2 separate regions of the Homo sapiens genome follow, and region 2 is linked to region 1. Evidence: chromatin contacts called from ENCODE Hi-C data. All regions are on one chromosome and are shown on one strand. Each heading gives the region's core, a stretch centred on a gene start or an enhancer-like site at or near the end of the contact. The rest is flanking DNA. Distances are from core to core; before and after follow the strand shown. Region 1 holds the start of XXYLT1 (xyloside xylosyltransferase 1). Region 2 has its middle 17 kb from the start of CPN2.

Region 1 (4,570 bases), core at 1,325-3,824:
TCAATAGCTATAAGCTCATGGCTTATATTTGTTCTCCTACCCATTTTTCCCCTTTCCTGGACTTTTTGGAACCAGATCCTAGACCTTTCACCAGCAAATCATTCCGTATGTACATCTAAAAGTTGAGGACTTTAAAAAATCGTAACACTTCTTAAACTGTAAAACTACATAATCAATATTCAAATTGGTTTCTCAAATACGATTTTTAAAATAGATCGTGCAAATCAGAATTCACATAAGTTCCATACGTTGCAGTTGGTGAATATGTTTCTTAGTCTCTGTAGGTTTTTTTTTCCATTTGTTACCATTACTATTTTTTTTTTGGAATTGGGGTCTCGCACTGTCATCCAGGCTGGAGTCCTGTGGCGATCGTAGCTCACTGCAGCCTTGGACCCCTGAGCTCAAGTGATCCTCCCACCTCAGTCTCCCACATAGCTTGGAGTACGGGTATGAGCCACCTCACCCATTTGTTAGTTTTTTAAATTTCCACCTGCAGTTTGTTGAAAACATCACTTTTAATGACTGCATTATTTTAGCTTTAACCACTTTATTGATGACCATTTGATTCTGATTTTTTGCCATCATGAACCTAGCTTTGCTTTATTTTTATGTTTGTTTTTTGAGACAGGGTCTCGCTCTCTTTCGCCAGGCTAGAGTACAGAGGCACAATCTCGGCTCACTGCATCCTCTGCCTCCTAGGTTCAAGCGATTCTCTTGCCTCAGCCTCTCGAGTAGCTGGAATTGCAGGTGTCCGCCACCACACTGCCTACTTTTTTTTTTTTTTTGAGACAGGGTTTTGCTCTTGTCGCCCAGGCTGGAGTGCAGTGTTATGATCTCGGCTCACTGCATCCTCTGCCTCCTAGGTTCAAGCGATTCTCTTGCCTCAGCCTCTCGAGTAGCTGGAATTGCAGGTGTCCGCCACCACACTGCCTACTTTTTTTTTTTTTTTGAGACAGAGTTTTGCTCTTGTCGCCCAGGCTGGAGTGCAGTGTTATGATCTCGGCTCACTGCAACCTCCACCTCCCAGGTTCAAGCGATTCTTCTGCCTCAGCCTCCTGAGTAGCTGGGATTACAGGCGCCCGCCACCATGTCTGGCTAATTTTTTGTATTTTTAGTAGAGACGGGGTTTCGCCATGTTGGGCAGGCTGGTCTCGAACTCCTGGCCTAAGGTGATCTGCCCTCCTCGGCCTCCCAAAGTGCTAGGATTACAGGCGTGAGCCACCATTCCCGGCCTAAGCCACCATGCTTGGCCTTGCTTTATTCTTATGGTTAAATATTTTGAACATTCTTAAATTATTAGGAAGATTTTCTAGAAATAAAAATGCTGTTTCAATGGTTGAGTATATTTTTGAGACTCATCCAATGTGGTAGGCACCGTGTTAGGTACTGGGTATATTGTGGTTAATAAAAAACAAATGTATATTCTGTTCTCTTGGAGTCACGTGTTCTTGCAATGAAGAAAGATGAGACTAGGGTAGTACATATATTTAGGTGGCCCTCACAGAATTATTGAGGATGGCACTTAGCCCAGACACTGGATAGGAGGTATTTAGAGATCATTTGTGTAGGTAGTGACATGTAAGCCAAGGTCTGAAGCAGAGAGGTTGGATAATCCATGCAACCTTACAATGTGGAAATAACAGGAAAAACCGTTTACCTAATCTCTGGTCAGAAATCAGAGAACTTGGCCAAAGAACTGAAGGGTTACTGTACTTACTCAAGTTCTTTGTCTATTTAGACAGCATGCACAGCACTTGCACGTGTTTACTTAAAAACTACTGGTATAGCCTCAATTCTTAGAAGACTGAAGTTAGTACGTTTTTATCTAGTTAGCAGTGTGCAACTGCCTAGGGTCAAAATTGCTACTGGCTAGCTGTGTGACTTTGGGCACGTGACCTCGGCGTGCAAAACTCCCTGGTACCCTCAAGGAGGCTCTTGATAAAGTGTTAAAAGTCTGTTTATAAAACAAAAGTGGATGAATGTCGCCCTCCAGGGCTTTGCGGTGCTGGGGCTCGGGGAGCAGCCTCGCAGGTTCGTGCGGGCGGCGGGGGCCCCCTGCTGGCCACATCCTCCAGCCTCCCTCCGCTCGGCCTCCGGCGCGACGTGCGGCCCGGGCCATTTCCTCCCAGGGCGGGGGAAAAGGGAGGAGCTGCCGGTTTAAATTGCCTAGCTGCAGCTCGTGTGCAGGGAGAGGCCGAGACGGCTTAAAGCCTCCAAGAAATTGAGGGAAAAAAGGTGCAGAGATTAAAGTTTTACCTCTTGGTGCCTCCAGCTTCGCTTTTGGCTAACCTAAGTTCCTCTGTTCGGGCGCCTCCATTCCCTTCAACACTCAGCTTGGATATCCTCTGGGGCTCGCCGCGTAGGGCGCCATTTCTCAGCCGGGACAGCGGGCCAGCCCTCAGCACGCTGGAGTCCGGAATCCCCCCCTCCCAACGCCGGGCGCCGGATCCCACCCTAACCCCTCCTCTAATACCCTTGGAACCTAGGACCCAGCGGTTTCGGCACGCCCGGCCCCGCCCCTCCGCGCACCGGCGCCCGCGATTGGCTCCAGGCGGCGCGGCCCCGCCCCTTTCATGGCCGCCGCCTGGCGCCGGGGCTAAGTGGCCGCCGGCGTCCGGGTACCCGAGGGCTCTCCCGCGTTGCTGGCACCGCTGGCGCCGCGGTCTCGTAGCGCATGGGCCTCCTCCGAGGCGGGCTCCCATGCGCTCGGGCCATGGCGCGCCTGGGCGCTGTGCGCTCCCACTACTGCGCCCTGCTGCTGGCCGCGGCGCTGGCCGTCTGCGCCTTCTACTACCTCGGCTCAGGCCGGGAGACCTTCTCCAGCGCCACCAAGAGGCTGAAGGAGGCCCGCGCCGGGGCTCCCGCCGCGCCCTCGCCGCCCGCGCTGGAGCTAGCGCGGGGCTCCGTGGCGCCAGCCCCCGGCGCGAAGGCCAAGAGCTTGGAGGGCGGCGGTGCCGGGCCGGTGGACTACCACCTGCTGATGATGTTCACCAAGGCGGAGCACAATGCCGCGCTGCAGGCCAAGGCCCGCGTCGCGCTGCGCTCACTGCTGCGCCTCGCCAAGTTCGAGGCGCACGAGGTGCTTAACCTTCACTTCGTGAGCGAGGAGGCCAGCCGCGAGGTGGCCAAGGGCCTGCTGCGGGAGCTCCTGCCGCCCGCCGCTGGCTTCAAGTGCAAGGTGAGCGGGCCGCGGCTGGGGGCTCCCGGTGGGTGGCCCACCCCATCCTAGGCGAGGTCAGTTTGCGCTCCCGGAGGGGATCCGGGGAACTAGCGGGTAGGATCTTCCCTGAGCTGCCCGCTTGCAATGTAGTGTTCACAACCTGCGGGAGGGCTCGTTCGGGGGCGTGTCCGGGAGCCAGACGCCCTCAGCTGGTGCTGAGGAGTGGAGCTGCGTTTTTAATGACCGCCTCGTTTTCCTCTCCCCCAGTTAAGCGCAGCCCCCAGGAGAGTCCGCGCGCCCCCATTTTGCTAACGTTGCAGGGTTCAGCACTGCCTTCAGAGTCTGCACCTCTGTTTATGTTCCTCAGTTTTTGACTTCTGAGGATGGGACTGGTCACCAGTAGTCATCCTGAGCAACTGGAGAGGGCCTTGGTGAGGCCTCTGGAAGTGTTGAAGTTGCAGTGACACTTCTCATTGCTCTTAAGGTATTTCAGTAGGATCTGGTCAAACTCATTGTGAACCATCTTATCTCCTCTCTGTGTCCCTTTTTCCCCTTCCTCCAAGGGTCATGAACCCATTTAGAGAAGCCTGGAGTTCCTCCGAATGAGGAAGAGAAAGCTCAAGAGGAACAGATATGATCTGGGGAGAGCACAGCTGGCCGCCTTGTCCCAGGCTGGACCAGTCTGCCTCCATGACAGCTTCCATCTCTGTTTATCATCTGTCTTCACTGCCTGGCTCTCCTTGTCTGAGATGTGTTTCTGACATAGTGTGAATTGCCTAGGTCAAATTGCTTATTTGATTTTGACCTAATAGTTGTACAGAGGGGATCCGAGGCCAGATTTTAAGGAGTAGTAGGTAATATTAAAGGGTGGAGACTGATGTTGGTTGGGGAAGCATGCTGAGACAGGAGTTGTATTATGTGAGTGACTAGGGGAGCTGTTGCCAGGATCCTACAGGCTTCGGGAGTCTCTGATAGCTCCTTGTTGCCTACGGGGTGAAGTCCCAGTTTATTGGTAGGGCTGTTGTGTTGTGAGCCTGGTCCACTTCTCTGGCTTCACCTCTCCTCCTTTGTCTACATGCACCTCATACCTTAGCTATGTAGGGAGTGGGCCTTATACATGCTGTACTGTCTGCCCACAGTGTCCTCTTGGGCCCTTGGCCATTCTTTACTCAGCTTTCACCTCTCCTGAGAAAGTCCCTAGACCCTGGGACCTCTGAAGGTCCTCGCTGGAGGAGGAGCCTGGCAACCTGTCCCAGGTGATCCTAATGACCCTAATATTTGAGAAACTTTGCACTAGTTCACGGTAGAAAACTGAGGGCCCTTGGCCATAGGGTCAGTCTGGGCAGATCTTGGGATTTGACCAGGTCTCCAAACACCGCCTTGAAGATAGCATTGTCATCTCTTCTGGGC
Region 2 (4,570 bases), core at 1,182-3,681, 940 kb after region 1:
GGGGTGGCTGAGGTGGTAAGAGGCCGGGCATGGTGGCTCACGCCTGTAATCCCAGCACCTTGAGAGGCTGAGGTGTGTGGATCACCTGAGGTCAGGAGTTTGAGACCAGCTTGGCCGACATGGTGATGAAACCCCGTCTCTACTAAAAATACAAAAATTAGCCAGGCGTGATGGTGGGCGCCTGTAGTCCCAGCTACTTGGGAGGCTGACGCAGGAGAATCGCTTGAACCTGGAAGGTGGAGGCTGCCGTGAGCCGAGATCGCACGACTGCACTCCAGCCTGGGCAACAAGAGCGAAACTCCATCTCAAAACAAATAAAAATAAAAATAAAAAAACAAGGGAGAACAGCTCTAGTGAGTGGGCAGCTTGCACTCAGCTGCTGGGAGAATGAAGCTGCCACTCAGCTGGCCCAGGCTGCCCCTACACCTCAAACCTTTTCCTTCTCCTTAGCAGCAGCCATGATGTGTGCTGAGCAGGCAAAGCCACCCTCCCCTCTGGGGCCTTTGTGTCACAAAGTCGAGCGTCTGGGGTTTCCCTTCCCGAGGCTTCGTTTTATCTCAGTTTCTCCTGGGCGCAGCGCGGGTACTGGGACACCTGGACTCTCTGTTGTTGTAGGGGTTTGTTCTTGCAAGCCATTCCCAAGCTGCTTCCTGAGCTGTAAACATCTTAGGACCATGGGTCATGATTGGCAAGGAATATGCCTTGCTAGCTTTGGGATGGAGTTGATTTTCAGACGATCTTACTCTGTCTCTTCTAGGCTCCTGCCTCCCTAACACTGGGGTTACCCAGATATCATTTTGTTTAAATCTCCCCCAGCGATTCTAACGCATGGCCAGGGTTGAACATTTAGGCAGAATTTTGTCTCGGGCACTGTCCAGGGCTAGGTTCAGTGTAATTTGCACTGGGCAATGCTGGCCTCCTCAGACCCACCTGGTGTCTGCTCTGGATGAATTCATGAATGAAACAAGTGACAAACATCATGTATAAAAATATTTCATGGATTTTTTTTCTTTCTTGTTGATGTTTTCATTGTATTTTATTATTATTATTTTTTGAGATAGAGTCTCACTCTGTCTCCCAGGCTGGAGTGCAGTGGCACGATCTTGGCTCACTGCAACCTCTACCTCCCTGGTTCAAGCAGTTCCCCTGCCTCAGCCTCCCGAGTAGCTGTGATTACAGACACGCCACCACGCCCGGCTAATTTTTTTTTTGTATTTTTAGTAGAGATGGGTTCTTGCTATGTTGGCCAGGCTGGTCACGAACTCCTGGCCTCAGGCAATCTGCCCGCCTCGGCCTCCCAAAGTGCTGGGATTATAGGCATGAGCCACCGCGCCCGGCCGATGTTTTTAATTTTTCAGCATTAGTGCTCTCATAAATCTTGCATTTTTGAAGAAACAGCAGCTGGGGGTGCGCTCTGCCTTGCTTTTTTTTTTTTTTTTTTTTTTTTTTTTAGATGGAGTCTCCCTCTGTTGCCAGGCTGGAGTGCAGTGGTGCAATCTTGGCTCACTGCAACCTCTGCCTCCTGGGTTCAAGCGACTCTCCTGCCTCAGCCTCCCAAGTAGCTGGGGCTACAGGCACGTGCCACCATGCCCAGCTAATTTTTGTATTTTTAGTAGAGACAGGGTTTCAACATGTTGGCCAGGATGGTCTTGATCTCTTGATTACGTGATCCGTCCGCCTTGGCCTCCCAAAGTGCTGGGATTACAGGCGTGAGCCACCGCCACCGGCCTGCCTCGCTTTCTTATAGTAAAGGATGGCTAAGACATTCCAAAGCTCCTCCTTCCAGCAGGCAGGACGCTCTTCCAGGAAGCTTTGAATGTTGTACCTTCTTTAGTGATGTCCTGCTACTTGCCAGTCATGCAGCCCTCGGCAAATTACTAAGCTGTCTGTGGCTCAGTGTCCTCACCATAGTTTTATCACATAGCACCCACCTCATAGTGTTATTGGTGAAGATAAAATAAGTGCATCCATATAAAGTACCCACAACAATGACACATGGTACGTTCTCCAAAATCGTTATCTTGCATTATTATTTTTGTTAGTATTATTCTAGAGAGAACTGTGGGTGTGGGTGCGGACGGGGTAGGCAAGCACCGGCCAATTGTTTTACCTGTTCCCGTTGATCTGTTTCTGGAAGAACGTAAAAACTGCTGTTTATATATCAAAATTGCATTGTTTAGGAGGATTGGAAATGCAATTGACACAATTGTTCAGTGCTAACAGTGGATATTGGAAAACTGGACGGTGCCGTCAAAGATTAGACTGTCTAGCGCGATGCGAGTCCAAGGACGAATGCTTTCTGGCCCTCTCAGCCTGCTTCCACCACGCGCGCATCTGCAAGCATTTTAAGTCTGCGCCTGCAGAGGTCCCGAGCCTGGTCTCGGAGCGCCCCCTTGTGGTCGCACGGAAGAACGCGCCCCGCGCAGACGTGGAGGGCCAGGGAGGGGTTCTCCCAGCTCCGCCCGCGGGCGCGGCGCGGTACTTTATTCTTGGAAAGTCAGAACCGGGTCCCCTAGAAGGGATACGGGCACATTGACACGGTGACCCGGGGGATACTTGCCGGAGTGCATGCGGGCGTGCGTGCGGAGCCGTCACGGCTTCTGTCTCCTGCACGCCTGAAAAAGCGCCAGGTCCGCTTGGGGCCCATGCACCGAGGAGCCGCCGGGCGGAGGCGAGTCCACCCGCCACCCGGTGGGGCGGCGAAGCGTTCGGGGCGCTCCAGATTGTCCCCGCGCTGCCGCGGTCCTGCACAGTGACTCGTCCCGCGCCCTCCACGGCTTCCAAGCGTCCCCTGCGACCTCCAGATGCCGATGTGGTACGAACCCCGTCCTCGAGGATCTCAGCTGGGAGCCTCCTGCTGCGCGCTGCTGCCACGTGGACGCGCGGTTCAGGACCGCACCTGGCAACGTGCATCCTGGGAAGACTGTGCTTTGTTTTCTTTGGGATTTTATCAAGAGTTGTTCAGCACTTTGGGAATCTTTATCCCGAGGCAATGCTTAGCCCTGATTGCAAAATGTCAAACACGGACACAAATTCATCCTTTACTCATCGTGAGTGAGTGACAGTGACTTCCAGTCTGTTAGTGAGATCTTGGCCAAACATTCCACATGGAAACGAATTCTTTTATTATAAGTTACCTTTGACTTCTAATTAATATTACAGATAGAAGGTTTTATTTTTAAATTCTCTGCGAGGTTTGACGATATTATCTGTGAAGTTTTTTTTCAGGAGACTAAAGCGGGTGTTACAAATGATTTACCAGGAAATCATTAGGTCTGTGGGGGTGCGGTTCAGAGGTCAAAGTAACAGAAGGAGCAAAACCACATGGTCTTCATCAAAGGAGGCCTGCTGGTGTGTCCTGGCCCTGTTTTCCTCCCGGGGTGGAGGCTATGGGTCTGAGGCTCCCCTTCCCACCATGGCGTGAGAGATCCTTTCGCAGAGAAGCTTTGTAAAGGGGAGCAGAGATTCCAGCTGCATTTGGAGGGAAAGGACAGATTCGTGTATTAGTCTGTTCTCCAGCCAAAAAGAACCAACAAGAGATGATAGATAGATAGGAATTGGCTCATGCAATTGCAGAGGCTGAGAGATCTCAGGTTCTGCAAGCTGGAGACCCAGGGAAGGCGGTGGTGTAATTCCATCCAAGTCCCAAGACCTAAGAACCAGGGGATCTGATGATATAAATCCCGGTGCAAAGGCAGGAGATGAGATGTCCCCGCTCCAGCAGTGAGGCAGGAAGACGCGGGGCAGTTACTCCTTCCTCTGCCTTTTTGTTCACTCAGGCCCTCAGTGGATTGGGTGGTGCCTGCCCTGGCTGGGGAGCGGATCTGCTGTGCTGAGTCCACCTTTCCAAATGTCAATGTCATCGGGAAACGCCCTCAGAGACACACCTGGGAACGGTGTGTGTCATCAGGGTACCCTGTGGCTCACTCAGGTTGACACCTAAAATTGAACATCACAGTTAGGAAGCCTGATTTGTGGCACCCGCTCTGCCTCACTTGCGACCTGTGTCTGTGAACAAGCCACGCCCCCTCTCTCCAGGCCTCAAAATCTTCACTGAGTAACTAGGGGCTGAAAGCCTGGGTGGACGTGTGGATGCCCCACCTCCTGCTCCAGCCGTCTGAGGTGTGCCGCCTCTCCAGCAGGCACCCACCCCCTCACTTGGCCTGGAGGATGGTGGGCACCTCCCCAGGGTGGGGCCCAGCCAGAGCCCAAACTCTCAGCACTCTGGGGGCAGCGGAACCCCTTGGCCGCCACTCAGCGCAGACTGCAGCTGTCCAGCCTGGCCCCTCAAGAACCTTCTCTGCATTCTCCTTGCCCACTGGTTTGCTCAGTGATGATAAACTGACTCCCTGTCTGTGCAGCCCAGCCTTCCCTGGGCTGGCCTCCCTGTAACATTCCCGCTGGCTCTGGGCAGGTGGACACCCAGTCCCCAGACAGCCCTTCAGAAGTGGAAGCAGTCTTCATCATGCTCAGGCAGTCCTCCCGTCCCCAGTCTAAACATTGCCAGGAGCCACTTCTAACAAGTAGTTGCTCACACAACGCAGAGCCTTCACTTCCACGATCTCCGTGC

The links. Hi-C counts contacts between places; a loop is a spot of excess contacts on that map. Pooled maps may share reads with other maps.
Region 2: a map of mammary epithelial cell shows a loop between it and region 1 (9-fold over the local background). The contact joins the enhancer-like site here to the promoter of XXYLT1 in region 1. A Hi-C loop is called at or near these places in 9 of 168 maps with a recorded cell type or tissue (A673, CD8-positive, alpha-beta T cell, GM12878 and 6 more), 22 of 37 single-sample maps with no recorded cell type and 17 of 50 pooled maps.

What each region holds. Positions count from the first base shown.
Region 1 is chr3:195,269,163-195,273,732 of GRCh38, reverse strand. XXYLT1 (xyloside xylosyltransferase 1) reads left to right here and starts at 2,574. Exons shown (of 4, transcript NM_152531.5): 1 at 2,574-3,178. The coding sequence starts at 2,675. RefSeq lists silencers at 1,944-2,173, 2,424-2,953, 3,114-3,293 and an enhancer at 2,544-3,335.
Region 2 is chr3:194,331,757-194,336,326 of GRCh38, reverse strand. No RefSeq gene overlaps it. Among named protein-coding and RNA genes, the nearest start is that of CPN2, 17 kb to the left of the region's middle. Within about 2 kb of position 2,431, at least 3 of the 41 ENCODE cell types and tissues checked have a DNase peak (open chromatin) inside an H3K27ac peak, as active enhancers do; they include mammary epithelial cell, where a contact is called at or near this core.